Regions from separate parts of the Homo sapiens genome. Here region 1 is linked to region 2. Evidence: read pairs that join two places in POLR2A ChIA-PET (ENCODE). Cell type or tissue: GM12878. All regions are shown on one strand.

The links. ChIA-PET counts read pairs that join two places held together with the same protein. Peaks named below come from ENCODE experiments on the same cell type or tissue, not always from the same donor. Only the 100,000 strongest peaks of a DNase experiment are listed, where the experiment ranks them.
Region 1: POLR2A ChIA-PET joins it to region 2 with 6 read pairs; 6 of 35 experiments call an interaction of 5 or more read pairs at or near these places.

What each region holds. Positions count from the first base shown.
Region 1 is chr3:171,763,875-171,766,374 of GRCh38, reverse strand. All of the region lies in intron 1 of PLD1 (phospholipase D1), which reads left to right. Among named protein-coding and RNA genes, the nearest start is that of PLD1, 45 kb to the left of the region's middle. In GM12878, no CTCF peak of the experiment used is centred here; no DNase peak of the experiment used is centred here.
Region 2 is chr3:171,688,989-171,691,488 of GRCh38, reverse strand. All of the region lies in intron 13 of PLD1 (phospholipase D1), which reads left to right. Among named protein-coding and RNA genes, the nearest start is that of PLD1, 120 kb to the left of the region's middle. In GM12878, no CTCF peak of the experiment used is centred here; a DNase peak (open chromatin) is centred at 998; H3K27ac peaks cover 476 bases.

The DNA.
Region 1 (2,500 bases), 75 kb before region 2:
ATTTATATTTTCTTCTTATACTTTTCTACATATTGGTATTTTAAACATGATTACTTTATATTCATTTTAAAAAAGGGAAAAACTATTCATGGAGAAAAAAGTGAGACTATACCAACATATAATAGTAGAAATAGTAGACTAACATTACTCTTAATCTATTTAAGGTATTGGCTCTAAAACTGATTTTAATTTCCTCAAATTTGTATATATTTAAGGTTTTCTTAGATGAGAATTTATCATTTTTATAATAAAAATTAAAATTGATTAGAAGTGACAGGTTAGAGTTGAGGTAAAATGAATTTTTATAAAGGACAGAATCATTTTACTTTGGAGAACAATTATATTGCTGCCCTTATACATCATGTTAGGAAACACCTTTTTGACTTTTCTGTGTCAAGCTTAAAATTTCAGTTAGGTTTTTATAGCTAATTAAACTATAAGGTAGATAGTGTATTTAATAAAGGATACGGAGGAAGTTCATGTAAATACCTGAAACATCAGTCCAGGAAAGATTCTTTGAGAGATTTTCAATATGTCCAGATGTCTGGATAACAATTCTTTGGTCTAAACGCAGTTGATGATGTGATGAAAGGGACAAGTCAGCATACCAAGACAATCCTTAGAAGGGACGATTTGACTGGAATGCTGAAGACAGAAGAAAACCTTAGAGTAGCTGACTTCATACTTCCCCTTCCTCATTTTACAGATCAAGTCACTGAAGCCCAAAATGATTGAGTCCTCAAGTCTACAAGGTCGTAGTAGATTCGAATGGAAGCTTTTGGGGTCCTTTGATTCCCCCTCTGCTGCTCTTTATAATATTCTGCTCGTTTTCACACACTTTAGTAATGATGAATGAAATTTTATTTCCATTTCTCCTAGGTTGGTAAAAACTCAAAGCTAACACCATTCAGAACTTACCTAATGATGTTTGAAAAAGAGGCGGTAGGCTGATAACTGCTTCCTAGGAAGACCTACCAACTTCACCAGCATGCTCATTACTCTCATCATTGTTGTTGGAACATTTTGTTCTTGGGTACAAGCTTACTTTACACACATCTGGTTACTATGTTTGTTCTGGAAGACGGCAGCCTCATGGAGTGACTAGAGAACACTTGATACTGAGCTCTGGAAATCGTTTTTTAACAGCTTTATTGATATTGTATAATTTACAGATCATCAAGTTAAGCCCTTTAAAGTATACAATTCATTGGTTTTTTGAATATCTACAGAGTTGTGTGACCATAACTATAGTCCATTTTTTAAACATTTTCATCACTCCAAAAGGAGACTTTGTACCCATCCTCCCTACCTCTCTCTTTTCCTCCCCTAGCTCTAGGCAGCTTTCTTTCTTTTTCTTTTTCTTTTTCTCTTTCTTTCTTTCTTTCTTTCTTTCTTTCTTTCTTTCTTTCTTTCTTTCTTTCTTTCTTTCTTTCTTTCTTTCCTTTCTTTCCTTTCTTTCTTTCCTTCCTTCCTTCCTTCCTTTCTTTCTTTCTTTCTTTCTTTCTTTCTTTCTTTCTTTCTTTCTTTCTTTCTTTCTTTCTTTCTTTCTCTTTCTTTCTTTCTTGATTTGCCCATTTTGAACATCTCATATGAATGGAATCATGCAATATGTGAGAATCCTGAAAATTTTGATTTGATTTTCAAAGACCGTGTAGACAAACATGACCTGGTTACTCTGCAGGCCCCATCTTCCCAACAGTGTCCTGAGTGTGAGATTAAGACCAAATGAACTCTGTCAGTGCTGCCAACTGTTTTATTGGATTAAATGACTTGTTTTTGGCCTCTGGAGTGTCTAACTCTTTAACTTTTCAAAGTTAAAGAAAAGTACATACTCATTAATGTGAGTGTGTTGTAGGCCATGTTGCAAAATTACTGGGTTAGATCATTGCTTATTAGTTGTGACCTTGAGCAAATTACATGACTTCTCTAAGACTCAACTTCGTTGCCTTATAAAATGGGGATAATAATTGTACTTACCTTAGAGGGTTCTTGTAAGAATTAAATGAAATAATGTATATAAAAAGCTTATCATAATGCCCCATACATTATAAGTGTTAAATGAATATTAGTGATTCTTATGTGTCATCAAAAATAAACTGTAGACCAGGCGCAGTGGCTCATGCCTGTAACCTCAGCCCTTTGGGAGTCTAGGCAAGAGGATCACTTGAGCCCAGGAGTTTCAGATCACTCTGGGCAACATAGAGAAACTCCATCTCTACTAAAAACATAAATAAAATTAGCTGGACGTGGTGGCATGTGACTATGGTCCCAGGTATTTGGGAGGCTGAGGTGGGAGGATTGCTTGAGGCCAGGAGTTCAACGCTACAGTGAGCTTTGATCACCCATTTTAGTAATGATGTATGAAATTATATTTCCATTTCTCCTAGGTTGGTAAAAACTAAACGCTAATGCCATTCAGCATTTACCTAATGATGTCTGAGAAAGAGGTGGTAGGCTGATTACTGCTTCCTAGGAAGACCTATCAACTTCATCGGCATGG
Region 2 (2,500 bases):
GCAATCAAATATATAGCTATTTAACAAAAAGAAATGAGAAAGGAATTTAAACATGTCACTACAAAAAATCAACCAAACAAAACAAGACAGTAATGCAGGAAATGAGAGACAAAAAAGCTATAAGACATGTAGTAGAAAATAGTAGCAAAATTACAGAAGTATCTTACAAATAATTACTTTAAATGTAAATGTATTGACCCCTCTAATCAAAAAACAGAGATTGGTAGACTGGATTTTAAGAAACCATGATCCAACTATATGGTATCTACAAGAGACTCACTCTAGCTGCAAAGACACAAATAGGTTGAAAATGAAAGGATGGAAAGGGTATTTCACACAAATAGTAACCAAAAAAGAGCAAGAGTGGCTAAACTAGTATCAGACAAAATAGACTTTAAATCAAAACATGCTTACAAGAGACAAAGAAGGACATTATATATTAATAAAAGGTTCAATACAGCAAGATATAAAAATTATACATATTTATGTACCTAATAACAGATAATCGAAATATATGATTGAAAGGAGAAAAAGACAGTCTATGATAATAGTTGGAGACTTCAACATCTCACTCTCAGTAATGGTTAGAGCAACCAGACAGAAGATAAGTAAGAAAACAGAGGACTTGAACGTACAGTAAACCAACTGGATCCAATGGGCATACAGAACATTCTACCCAACAACAGCAGGATACACATTCTTCTCAAGTGCACTTGGGGCATTTTCCAGGACCATCTGTTAGGCTGCTAAGTAAGTCCTAATAGATTTTAAAAGGTAGATATACAAACATCTGTCTGACCACAAGATAATGTTAGAAATTAATAACAGAAGGACAACTAGAAAGTTCACAAATTTGTGGAAATTAAATAACACACTGTTAAACAAGCAATGATAAAACAAAAATTCACAAGGGAAAGAGAAAATACTTAGAGACAAATGAAAATGAAACAACATACCAAAATTATGGGACACAGAGAAAGCAGTGCAAAGGGGGAAATTTACAGCTATACTTGCAAGAAGAAGAAAGATCTCAAAATAACAACCTAACTTTACAGTTTGAGGAACTAGAAAAAGAAGAACAAACTCAACCTAAAACTACCAGAAGGAAGGAAATAAAGATTGGAGCAGTGGGAAATAAAACCAGAGGATAGAAAAATAATACAGAAAATCAATGAAACCAAGTTGGTTTTTTGAAAAGATAAAATCAACAAACCTTTAGCTTGGTGGGCTAAGAAAAAAAAAGACTCAAGTTACTAAAATCAGAAATGAAAGTAGAGACATTACTACCAATTCTACAGAAATAAAAATGATTCTAAGATATTACTGTAAGCAATTCGATAACCTAGAGGAAATGTACAAGTTCCTAGAAATAAGAAAACTACCAAGACTAAATCATGAAGAAATAGAAAACCTAAATAGACCTTTAACTGGTAAGGAGATTGATCAGTAATTAAAAATCTCCCCCAGATGAAAAGCCAGGGACCTGGTGAATTCTACCAAACATTTAATGAGGAATTACCACCAATCTTTCTCAATCTTTTTCAAAAATTGAGGAGAAGAGAAGACTCTCTAACTCATTACCCTGATACCACTGAATTGTACACTTAAAAATGGTTAAGATGGTAAATTTTATGTTATGCTTACTTTACTACAATTTTTAAAAAATGTGTTATTAAGAAAACAGTAAGGCCAGGTATGGTGGCTCATGCATGTAGTCCCAGCGCTTTGGGAAGCTGAAGTGGGAGGGTGGCTGGAAGCCAGGAGTTCAAAACCAGCATTAGCAACATAGCAAGACACCCATATCTACAAAAAACAAAAAGATTAGCCAGGCATGGTGGTACACGCCTATAGTCCCAGCTACTCAGGAGGCTGAGGCAGAAGGATCGTTTGAGCTCAGGAATTCAAGGCTGCAGTGAGCTATGATCACGTGTCTACACTCCAGCCTCAGTGAGAGTGAGTCTCTGAGAAAGAAAGAAAGGAAGGAAGGAAGGAAGGAAGGAGGGAAGGAAGGAAAAGAGGAAAGTAGTTGCCAAAGCTTTTGTAATCTTTTTACCTAAAGGTAAATGAAAATAAGATAGGTCAGACTGGGATAATTTTGAAAGCAAGAGGTTACTAACTTCTCAAGGTACCTTTTAAATAAAGAGCTGCCAAAATATCTATATGCCTATATTCATATGCTTAATATTTCAATTCAATGACTGATAAAATATCAATATAATTCATTACACATTTTTCCAGAGATAAATAGTAGTTAAATATTTTTAGCTTTTTTTTTAGTACCAGATTTAACATAATCCTTACAGGGGGAAGGGAACCAGCTTTCAAATTGAGCTGACTGTTTTCTAATGTATTGCCAGACCTCAAGCTAAATGGCGGCTGCCCCAAAATATAGTATATGGGCGTGGGAGCTTGAAGAGTAAATAGGAGTCTTTTTTTTTTCTTTTTCTTTTTGCTAAATGCTGAGAATAAAATTATTTTCTTTGGTGTATACGTTGTACAG